Regions from separate parts of the Homo sapiens genome. Here region 2 is linked to region 1. Evidence: read pairs that join two places in POLR2A ChIA-PET (ENCODE). Cell type or tissue: A673. All regions are shown on one strand. Links, peaks and the distances in the headings refer to the core of each region. The heading gives the core; the rest is flanking DNA.

The links. ChIA-PET counts read pairs that join two places held together with the same protein. Peaks named below come from ENCODE experiments on the same cell type or tissue, not always from the same donor. Only the 100,000 strongest peaks of a DNase experiment are listed, where the experiment ranks them.
Region 2: POLR2A ChIA-PET joins it to region 1 with 7 read pairs; 2 of 35 experiments call an interaction of 5 or more read pairs at or near these places.

What each region holds. Positions count from the first base shown.
Region 1 is chr15:43,909,373-43,917,688 of GRCh38, reverse strand. It overlaps FRMD5 (FERM domain containing 5), which reads left to right. Exons shown (of 14, transcript NM_032892.5): 5 at 7,710-7,807. Among named protein-coding and RNA genes, the nearest start is that of WDR76, 87 kb to the right of the region's middle. In A673, for the core only: no CTCF peak of the experiment used is centred there; a DNase peak (open chromatin) is centred at 4,148.
Region 2 is chr15:43,835,206-43,839,205 of GRCh38, reverse strand. It overlaps WDR76 (WD repeat domain 76), which reads right to left. Exons shown (of 13, transcript NM_024908.4): 4 at 2,990-3,045. Among named protein-coding and RNA genes, the nearest start is that of WDR76, 10 kb to the right of the region's middle. In A673, for the core only: no CTCF peak of the experiment used is centred there; no DNase peak of the experiment used is centred there.

The sequences.
Region 1 (8,316 bases), core at 2,645-6,644:
TTCAGGCCAGGTGTGGTGGCTCACGCCTGTAATCCCAGAACTTTGGGAGGCTGAGGCGGGCGGATCACCTGAAGTCAGGAGTTCGAGACCAGTCTCGCCAACTTGGTGAAGCCCCATCTCTACTAAAAATACAAAAATTAGCCGGGCCATCACGCCTGTAATCCCAGCTACTCGGGAGGCTGAGGCAGGAGAATCACTTGAACCCGTGAGGTGGAGGTTGCAGTAAGCCAAGATTGCGGCATTACACTCCAGCCTGAGTGACACAGTGAGACTCTGTCTCAAAAAAAAATTTTTTTCAAGAGTTTTGTTAAAATACCACTAGCCTGCCCCACTCATGATCTCCAGAGTGTTTGCCTTAGCTCTGAACTTCTGTCTGTCTCTGCTAAAAGAGGTACTGGTGCCAGGGCAGACCCCAAAGTTGGTACTCCTGTCTACATATCGGAGCAAACCTAACACGTCTTTGTTGTCCACCTCACTGGACCAACAGTGGGGATGAGAGGGAGCAGCCAGTGAGAGCACCACAGACACATGGCTTTCCAATTTGATTAAAGGACTGGAAATGTATGGTTATCTTGGCCCTTAGGAAGAGCTCTTAATAATACAATTTTCCGCCAGGCGTGGTGGCTCACGCCTGTCATCCCAGCACTTTGGGAGGGTGAGGTGGGTGGATCATCTGAGGTCAGGAGTTTGAGACCAGCCTGACCAACATGGTGAAACCCCGTCTCTACTAAAAAGACAAAATATTAGCCGGGTGTGGTGGTGCACACCTTTAATCCCTGCTTCTCGGGAGGCTGAGACAGGAGAATCGCTTGAACCCAGGAGGCAGAGGTTGCAGTGAGCCAAGATCACGCCATTGCACTCCAGCCTGGGCAACAAGGGTGAAACTCTGTCTCAAAAAAAAAAAAAAAATACAATTTTGTAAATCCAGTGTCACTATCTTACATGAATGGACAGACCTTCCTACCCAAGAAGCAGCATAGACCTGGGAGCTCAGATCTTACTTATGTTACTTGTTGGCTGTATACAGCCAAATAAGATACTTAACTTGGAAATAAGATACTTAACCTCTCTAACCTTAGATTACTCATTTATAAAATGGGGATAGTGATATCTACCTCATAGAATTGTCGGGAAGATTAACCACTATCCCGGCCTCTTACACTTCTTAATACACCCACAGTGAGCCTTGCACTGAGCAAAGTCTCAATATTTCGTTGCCAGATTCATTACACAGTCCGTAGGCCCCAGGGGCTCTGCATCATGCACAAGTACAGTTAGTACTGGCTTTTCTTCCTTGTTTATGTGAAAGGTACTTCTTTTCTAATAATCTCCACTCCTCCTCTGTCCCCTTTCCCCACCAGCTAGAATCCTAAAACTTAAGCAGCTAACTTCTGTTTCCTGAGAGAGAAAGCTATCCCAGGTAGTCATCCAAGTCCTGGTAAGCACAGCATTAGGACCATGGCCAGGCCTCTCACCAAGTCAGCAGACTTCAAGGACACTGGCAAGAGAAGGAGCTCCTCTCGGTCTGCATGCATTTGTGCTAACCATCTTGGGCAATTTTCCCCTCTCTCTCAACCTCACCAGCGTTCTTTACCTAGTATGCAGTTTTCCAGCATTGTCAGGAGTGTGAACCACCGGTGCCTGGGCCTGCTTTGCAGTCTTTGTGCCTCCCCCTCCCTGGGGCATTCTGTGAGCCTGTGGAATTAGCTGCATTTTTCTCCTCATTCACATCCCTACTGATCTTAAGAGAGGAGATACCGGGCCCAGCCTCACTCAACATCCGTAATTCATCCCTGGCTTAGAGCCCTCCATCCCACCTTGCTGCCAAACTAATTTAGCTGTCAGTGTGTTTTTTCCAGGCAATATTGGTCCTAAATTTCACTGCTGTCTCAGCCATTCCCATAAAGCCAGGCTGAGAGAAGGGGGTGAAGTAGGGAGTACAGAACTTGCTTCAGTTTATCTCTTGGCTTCTTCCCAGATGATAAATTTAGTTGCCAAATCCTGATTAATTTCTTTTGTCATTTTTAAAGTAATAAACAGATTTTCTTGTCTAGGCTAGAGACAAGGCAAAGAAAATGGGAAATTCAGGTACCAGATTTGGCTTTTAACAGGGATTGCAGGTGTATGAACTCTTTGGAAAGATCAAGTAGGAGAAGGAAACTGACTGCAAATGGGGCCCCGCCGTCCAAGGAAGCAAAATGTCTGACACACAACAGGTGCTCCAAAAAACGTTAACAGGATGAATCAAGACATACATGAACGAACGGAGTCACCAGGCCACTGTGCCTTCAGTGAACATCGCTTGAGCCTAGCTTAGGCTAAGATGGATTGGCAAACTTTTTCTGTAAAGGGCCAAATAGTAAGTATTTTTGGCTTGTCGGGCCATATGGTCTCTGTCGCAACTACTCAATTCTGTCATTGTAGTGTGAAAGCAGCCATAGACGATACATAAATGAATGAGCAAGGCTGTGTTCCAGTAAAATTTTATTCCATTGGAAACTATGGCAGTGGGCTGTAGTTTGCCAACCCCTGGGCTAAGAAATCAGAGAGCTGGCTTCAAATCCCAGGTTGTTCTTTAACTAGCTCTGTGACAAGGCAAGAACAGTATCTCTAAGCACTCAGTCTCTTCATCCATTAAACAAGGATTAAAATGGTAGTCACAGGCTGGGCGCAGTGGCTCACGCCTGTAATCCCAGCACTTTGGGAGGCTGAGGTGGGCGGATCACCTGAGATCAGGAGTTTGAGACCAGCCTGGCCAAAATGGTGAAACCCTGTCTCTACTAAAACTACAAAAAATTGGCCAGGCGTGGTGGCACGTGCCTGTAATCCCTGCTACTCAGGAAGCTGAGGCAGGAGAATCACTTGAACCCGGGAGGTGGAGGTTGTGGTGAGCCGAGATTGCACTACTGCATTCCAGCCTGGCAACAGAGCAAGACTCCATCTCAAAAAAAAAAAAAAAAAAAAAGGTAGTCACCTCATAGAGTTGCTGGGAGGACTGAATGAAACAGGGCACACAGCATGCACTCAGTAAATGTGAGTCTTTATTGTTATTTTGTTTTGTTATTATTTTGCCATCTCCCCCATTGGAATGTAAGCTCCATTAACAGGACTCCAGGTTGTTCCCTACTGCATTCCCAGCACCTGTGACAGTGCCTGGCACATATAGTAAGTGTCAGAACTGGATGGATGGATGATGGATGGATGATGGATAGATGGATAAGCTAGGCACAGGATGTTTAGGCTCTGTAGAAGAATATTAAAAGTAAATAAAACATAGTCTCTGACTTCAAGGAGCTTACAGTCTAATATTGGGGAGGAAGACGTACTAAACATAATTATAGTCAGGAAAAAGGAAATAGTAAATAGGGGAAGCCAGTGGCAAAGAATCTATTTGAAGGGAAGGTAAGGCCAAAGGATCTTCTGGAAAAAACTCTCCAGGAGCCTCCAGTGCTTTCCAGAGTTCACAGCCTTAAACTCTGGAAATGCCTGTGGACTCATTTCTACCCTCTGATATCAGAAAGCATTATGCCAAAGCCAATACCCTGGAGAGATGTTCGTGTTACACAAAAGCTCAGGTTTTCCCTGGCATCTTGCAGGCTCTTGCTAATTCTGTCCTGATTCACACTCCAATCAATTTAGGACAACACTAGCATTCAAACAAAAATGGAGGTGAGGTAAAGCCCCTCTGAGGCCAGAAAGAGATCAGCAGAGTTTAAAAAACAAAAAACCAGTTTCCTCAGAAGCAAGCGTGTTCTCCTAAATCCGGTCTAGAGCTCATTTCTCCTTTAGTCTCAGTGAGAATATCTCTCTGATAACAAAGGGTCCTCCTGACTTGGATTAGGACTAACCTGATAACTAAGTGAATTACCATGGGCCGAGTCAGAAGGCCTGGATTCTGATTGCTGTGTTACCTCAGATAAGTCACTCTCCATCTCTGGACTTCTATTTCCTTGGCTATGAAATGTTCTGAGGTTCAGAGATTCAGGAGGGCTGCACTAGGCAGCCCCAGCAGGCTGATCCCTTGCCTGGCAACACACAGTGGCCCTGGAGATAGTGCCTCAGGCAACAAGATAGTCTTCCTTAGGCCCTTGTGTGGCAGGGGAGAACATGCCAGGGTCTCTTGTGAATAGGTCTAAGGATGCTATGAGTCATGTGGAATATATTTCCACCAACAACATTGAGTCACTGGTTATCTTCTTAAATGAACCAAACACAAAGCTCGATGGAAGCCACTGTGGCAGAAAGGGAGGGGGAGCCCTGGTGCAGCTCATTCTCTCTCTTGAAGCTGTCAGTTGATTCTTTCATGAGCTCATCTCCTCTTGCCCTCAACTATGGTTTGTTTCTTTAGGATACTGGTGTATCCTTTTCCCTCTTCCCATCTAGTTTTATGACATTGCCTGAGAATGCCCTGTGGCCTTGCCTTTAACCTCCCTGCAGCTGTTTTATCACCAGAAATCAAAAGGAACCCTGCCCAGCAGTGGAAAGCCTTGTTTCTATTCCAGTTCACCTGAGGCCATTACCTGCCATCAATAATGATGCCTTGGAAAGACAGTGGTTCTCAGTGTGAGCAGGATCATGTTCCCTTGGGTGGGAGGAGAAGGGGAGCAAATCAGAAACTTTAAAGGGGCCTTTTCTTTTCTTTTTTTTTTTTTTTTGAGATGGAGTTTTGCTCTCGTCAGCCAGGCTGAAGTGCAGTGGCACGATCTTGGCGCACTGCCACCTCTGCCTCCTGGGTTCAAGCAATTCTCCTGCCTCAGCCTCTCCCAAGTAATTGGGATTACACGCCGACACCACCATGCCTGGCTAATTTTTTTTTTTTTTTTTTGTATTTTTAGTAGAGATGGGGTTTCACCATGTTGGCCATGGTGGTCTCGAACTCTTGACCTCAGGTGATCCACCCACCTCGACCTCCCAAAGTGCTGGGATTACAGGCGTGAGCCACCGCGCCCGGCCCAAAGGGGCCATTTCAAACCACAGGAGCACCCCCAACACATACAGATTCTGACGGGCTCCCCCTGGAAGATGTTCCCCTCTCTGCCACATTGAGAATCACTGCCCAGAGCCATGTTATCCCTTTGTAATATCTCCTTTAGTCCAATATGTACAGTCCCTGAATTTTGGACACAGACAAGCAGAGAAACATGGAAGACGTGATGCGTGAATCCAGGCCCAGGGAGTGATCAGTGAGTAAGGGGCAAAAGGTTTGCATCCACATCCTGCTGAAGCCTGTGGAAGGTGGGAGTTGGAACAGTGAGAGGCAGAGAAGTGCTCACTCACTCTCTCCCACACACCGTGTGGCATTTCGCTGTGGGAAGCAGAGTGAAGACGAGCTTGATTTGGTAGATCCATCTTAATTATTCACTCTACATGATGTCTTTTTTCCTTTCGTTTTTCTTGGCAAACATTTGGGCAGAGTAGGGTTGGTGGGAGTGAGGGGATGGGTTCTTATTAACTTCCAGGCTAAGACTCACCTTCCCTTTGGTCTGAGGAAGGCAGTCCATCCTGCTGTGGTTAGAAGATGGCTTTTGAATTTTCTTAGGACAGCTTCTTAAATTTTAATCTATACACAAATCACCTGGGGATCTTGTTAAAAGGTGTAGGTGGAAGTGTAGGATGGGCCTATATTCTTTATCTCCAATAAGCTCTCAAGTGATGCTGATACCCCTGATATGTGGGCTACACTTTGAGTAGCAAGCGCTGAGGAGAGAAGATGGCTTGGTTGCTCCCTCATTTCTGTTTGTTAATTGCTTGAATCTTCAAGCCCAAGCCTCTCAGAGTTACCTGCTAGGACCCCTTCCTACCACCTCCTAGAAGTTGCACTGTCAACAGCCCTCTTCCTGTTGAGCATTTTTACATGATCAAGTGGACAAGGAATCCTCTGTTTCATTCTTCAGCCCGAAAACAGAAACAATGGAAACCTCCAACTGTCCAGGGAGGGGTCAATTTCTTTTTGGTTCAGACTGTTCGAATTTAAAGGAATTTTACTACATTTTCATTACTCCCCTAGGGATGCTGGACCATAAAAGTTAAAATAACAAGCGTTTAATTGTCTCAGAGTGTCTATGGGTCAGGAATTCAAGAGCAGCTTAGCTGGGTGGTTCTGGCTCAGGGTCAATCACGAGGTTGCAGTCAGGAGGTTGGCTGGGGCTGCAGTGATCCACAGGCTTGACTGGAGGTGGGGACTTCATTTCCATGATGGGTCATTCAAATGGCTGTTGGCCGAAAGCCTCAGTTCCTTGCTGGCTGTTGGCAAAGGCCCCAGTTCCTCACCACATGGACCTTTCTATAGGACTGCTGAAGCAACCTCAAGAAGAATGAGTGATCCAAGGGCAAGAGAACAAGGAGGAAGCTGCAATGACTTTATGATCTCAGAAGTCAGACACTCACTCATGCTTTATTCTATTGATAGAAGTGAGTCACCAAGTCTAAGCCATACTCAGAGAAGGAATTAAGCTCTACCTCATGAAATTAGGATTATCAAAGAATCTGTGGAAATATTTTTAAATCACCAGAGATGCTCCCTGGCCAAGGAGCCACCATGGTAGGTGACCCACTCAAGGGACTGATGCTCCTCATAATCTTACAGGTCTTCTAAGAAGAGCAATAAAGACCACACTCCTTGTGAAGACATTTCAAAATGGAAAGTCATCAATTCCATTCCACTGTGACAGGGTCCATCCAACTAGTGAAACTGCAAAGCATTTATAGTGCAAGGAGGGCAGAATATCATAGTGATGAAGAGCCAAGTTTAGGGGTCTCACAGTGCTGAAGTTGAATCCTGGCTCTTTCACTTAGTTGTACGTCCATGAGAAAATCACTAAAGCCTCAGCTTCTCTATCTGTAATAATGGGGATAATAACAGTACCTATCTCAAAGTGTCATGTGAGAATTAAATAAGTTATTGCATGTAAAGTGTGTAACACCTGGACTGGCAGATCGTAAGTGCTCAATACATGTCAGCTACTATTTGCTCTTGTTTTTGATATCCTGCTTCCACCTGAGGCAACAGCTTTCTGTATTTAAAGAGGTGCTGGCCCCAGGTTTCTGCTTCATTTGTGTGCTTCTTTCACCAGTGCCTCTTGTTGCAATTTTTTTTTTTTTTTTTTTTTTTTTTTTGAGACAAGGTCTCTCCGATTGCCCAGGCTAGAGTGCAGTAGCACAATCTCGGCTCACTCTTCTTACACTTTATTCCATTTCAAAGGTCTGGTTGACCTCGGTAACTGCAGGCTGTTTCCACATATGGACAGATTCTCTTGGTAAGTTGAGGCTGAACTCTTCCTGGGCTAGTTCCTTCACCCACCATTCTACTTAAGAAGGAACATCAGCTGGCATCCAAGGCGGAGAGAGGCCCAGTTTGCCAGTCTCTGATGGCATAGTTTTCTTTTTCGGCACCAGATCGACTGGGGCTGGCTCCTTCCAAAGCTCAGCACTGTGGGGTGATGCTTTTACCAGGAAACAGCCATTTCTGACTTGAGCTACAGGAGGAAACTGGCATATTTTTAACTGAACCTCAAGTCAGTTCAGGGCAAAGTACCTGAAAGAGTTTCCAGGGAAATGGAGAATGTATTTGTTCTACATTATGTTTTAGGATTTTTTTTTAATGTAGTAAAAGTATCCTGACAAAGATTTTGATAGGCTTACAATACATATTTCTATCTTTAAAGCAATCAAAGAAATCCTTTATAGTTTATTCTCTGTTTTCTCTCCAGGTATTTAGTCTTCCTGCAGATCAAAAGGGATCTCTACCATGGCCGACTCCTCTGTAAAACATCGGATGCTGCCTTGTTAGCAGCTTACATCCTTCAAGGTAATGACTTTTGACAGGATAAGTTTGCTTTTCATGCCAAGTACTGATTACATTATTTTCAGTTAGCACTGATGACTCCTTCTTGAATCTAAACATTATCTAGGCCAGGTGCTGTGGCTCACGCTTGTAGTCCTAGCACTTTGGGAGGCCGAGGTGGGCAGATCACCTGAGGTTAGGAGTTCGAGACCAGACTGGCCAACATGGTGAAACCCCGTCTCTACTAAAAATACGAAAGTTAGCCAGTGTGGTGGCACACACCTGTAGTCCCAGCTACTCGGGAGGCCAAGGTGCAAGAATTGCTTGAACCCAGGAGGTGGCGGTTGCAGTGAGCCGAGATTGCACCACTGCACTCCAGCCTGGGCAACAGACCAAGACTCCATCTCCAAATAAATAAATACATAAACAAACAAACAAACAGTATCTAACTTGAAGCAGAGTTCAAGTTAGAGAGTTTTTTTTGTTTGTTTTGTTTTGTTTTTTTTGAGATGGAGTCTTGCTTTGTGGCCTAG
Region 2 (4,000 bases), core at 1-4,000, 76 kb after region 1:
ACTTCTAGGGAAAAGGCCTGGAAAACTAAGGTCTAAAATAGGAAGGAAACTTAAAACGTTTCACTGCATTCCCTTCCATACACTGTAGTTTACTTTTTAAATAATATACATTCTCTATTTTTTTATGCACTATTTTTTCATTTTTAAAAAAGTAATTCATTTTAAAATGTTGGGGAAAGAGAAGCCTCTGAAATTATTTCCAAAAATTCACATAAAAAATTATCAGTTATAGTCCACATTACTTCGAGAATTAGTAAAACCTACTGATTGAAAGTATACTATATACTAAAAACTGTAGTCAACATTCCATCTCATATTTAATCCTCAAAAAAGACACCTGAGTATATGGAATAATATGGGCTGTCATACAATCCTAGAAATCTACTCCTAGAGAAACTCCCATACATAAGCACTAAGAGACTTAAGAATGTTTGGAGCAGCACTTTTCATAATAAAAATAACAACTCAATTGTTCATCAACAGTAGAATAAAATGTAGTACATTCATACAGTGGAATATCATATAGCAGAAAAAAAGAACGAAATAAAGCTGTGCGCATCAACATGGGTAAATTTAAAAGCATAAATATGTAAAGATGAGCAAAATAAGAAAATCTCAGAATATAAAAAAGGCATATTGTATGTGAACACCAAAAAAAGACAAAGCTAAACAATATAGTGTTTAAGGATACACTCACTGGTAGTAAAACTATAAATCAATAGCCAGGCACAGTGGCTCACACCTGTAATCCCAGCACTTTGGGAGGCTGAGGTGGGTGGATCACTTGAGGTCCAGAGTTCCAGACCAGCCTTGCCAACATGGCGAAACCCCGTATCTACTAAAAATACAAAATTTAGCAGAGCATGGTCATGAGCACCTGTAATCCCAGCTACTCAGAAGGCTGAGGCATGAGAATTGCTTGAACCTGGGAGGCAGAGGCTGCAGTGAGCCAAGATTACACCACTGTACTCCAGCCTGGGCAACAGAGCAAGACTCTGTCTCAAAAAAATAAATAAATAAAAATGAAACTATAGGCTGGGCACAGTGGCTCACGCCTGTAATCCCAGCACTTTGGGAGGCCGAGGCAGGCGGATCACGAGGTCAGGAGATTGAGACCATCCTGGCTAACACGGTGAAACCCCGTCTACTAAAAATCCAAAAAATTAGCCGGGCGTGGTGGCGGGCGCCTATAGTCCCAGTTACTCGGGAGGCTGAGGCAGGAGAATGGCATGAACCTGGGAGGTGGAGGTTGCAGTGAGCCGAGATCGCGCCACTGCACTCCAGACTGGGCAACAGAGCGAGACTCCATCTCAAAAAAAAAAAAAAAAGCAATAAATAAATGCAAGGAAATATTACCACAAAATTCAGCATAGTGGTTGTATCGGGAGGGAGGGGTATATATGGGCCTTCAGGGGTATTCGTAATTTCTATTAACCTGGATGGCAGGTACATGGATGGGACCTGTATAATTTTTCAACTACACAAATACATTATATGTACCTTTTTATATGTATATTTAATAATTTTCAAAAAATTTAAATCCTTCTAGATTAGCATAATGCCAGCTTTACAGAAAGAAAAATTATATAAAGTATCCAAGGTTACTGTCATAGCTGTAAGTGACTGAATCAAAACTTGAACCCAAATTTGCTAAATCTCAAAGGCTACACTTCTGCGCTACATTACACAACTTCCATACTATCAACTTGCTACTGCCTATACAACTATTAAGGGCTAGAATTTTGTGATTTAGGAAGAAATCACCAATCTTGGCTAATAAAAAAATGCAAATGTAAAGCTACTAATCAGCGGGCAACAGGACCAGTGCTACTGTTTTTCCAGTGTTAATGATGTTCCTCTTATAGTAACTTTTCACACTTGAAAATACCTGGCCATGATTAAAGGTCCAGCTTTTCTCAAGCTAATTGTCCTGTAACAGAATCAAACCAAGTAAATGAAGCTACATTTCATTAGGAACTGGCACTAAACAAATGAGCTAATGATACCAAGATTTTAGTTTCTTCATTTATATGTAAGCACTGCTAAAATGCAATGGAGATAATTCAAAATTTAAACACCCTTGAGTTCAAATCCTAAAGCTACCACTTATAAGCTGTTTTGACTTTCAGCAAATAGTTGTTTTTTTTTGTTTTTTTTTTTTTTGTGAGATGGAGTCTCACTCTTATTGCCCAGGCTGGAGTGCAATGGTGCAATCTTGGCTCACCATGACCTCTGCCTCCCGGGTTCAAGCGATTCTCCTGCTTTAGCCTCTTGAGTAGCTGGGATTCAGACATGTGCCACCACACCCGGCTAATTTTTAATTTTTTTTTTTTTTTTAGTAGCGATGGGGTTTCTCCATGTTGGTCAGGCCAGTCTTGAACTCTCGACCTCAGGTGACCCCCTGACTCAACCTCCCAAAGTGCTGGGATTATAGGCATGAGCCACTGCACCCAGCCAACAATTTTATCTTTTGAGCCTGATTTCTAACTCACAAAATGAATATATTACCTACCACATGCAGTGGTTGTCAGAGTTAAATGAGATAATATAGGACAAAATTGCTAGATCACTGCAGTATGTTTCAGAGATATTCAATAAATGTTAATTCCTTTCCTTTATTCTAGGACTAAGAAAGCAAAAACAAATTGAGACGCAAAAAGATAGCCAGAAAAATTAAAAGTAAGTAGAAGAATCTTTAATAGTTTTCTAAGTGACAGTAATTTAGTGGAAATAAAGATTTCCCTTCATTAGTAGCAACAATAAATATAAACAAAATTCAGCTCTCCATTTTATTTGCTCCATATTCCTTTGATGAAGATGAGAATTGTAAAGTTATTAAAGGGTAGCATTCCCTCAGAGATCCTAGAGGGACTGAGATTAAATAGCACTTTATGATCTGTTAAGCTTACCACACCAAACCATTTTTTTCAAATTATAAAACAGTTGAGCAATGTATCATGGTTCAGGCATTGCAAACTAGATATTTTACCTTTTGGATTTAGGAGGCTGTCTCTTCTCTATCATTTCACGGAGTCTTGCAGCAGACTGTAAAGTATAAAAATCATGTAAAAATGTTATAACTACGTATCTTACCTTTTAAAATATTAAGCATCTGCTACTATACCCACACTAAACTAAGGTCTATTCAGGAACTAAAGATCCTTAAGATAGGCCATGAGTCATGATCAGCGCCACTGTACTCCAGCCTGGGCAACGCAGCGAGACCCTGTCTCAAAAAAAAAAAAGACAGGCCAGGCATGGTGGATCACAACTGTAATCCCAGCACTTTGGGAGGTCAAGGCAAGTAGATCACCCGAGGTCAGCAGTTCGAGACCAGCCTTACCAACATGGTGAAACCCCATTCCTACTAAAAATACAAAAATTACAGGCGTGGTGGCGGGCGCCTGTAATCCCAGCTACTTGGGAAGCTAAGGTAGGAGAATCACTTGAACCCGGGAGGCAGAGGTTGCAGTGAGCCAAGATCGTGCCATTGCACTCCAGCCTGGGCAACAAGAGCAAAACTCCGTCTCAAAAAAAAAAAAAAAGACAAAAAAAATAATGCCTTAGAATCAACAGAGTACAGTAACCTCTTCCTATTAAGCACAAAACCTGCTCCAATTTTACCCTCCCTCATATGACACTATGAAACCTGATATGTTATTGACCTGGTGGGAGTTATGACATCTTGGGTTTTACGGCTCTTGTTGTTGCTGTTTTGAGACAGGGTCTGGCTCTGTTGCCCAAGCTGGAATGCAGTGGCATGATCATAGCTCACGGCAGCCTTGACTTTCCAAACTCAAGCCATCCTTCCACCTCAGCCACCCCAGTAGCTAGGACTCCAGACATGCATCACTATGCTCAACTAATTTACTTTTTATAGAGATTGGGGTGGGGGGCGGGGGGCGGGGGGCGGGTCTCCGTATGTTACCCAGGCTGATCTCGAACTCCTGGCCTCAAGCGATTCTCCCATGTCAGCCTCCCCAAGTGACAGGATTACAGG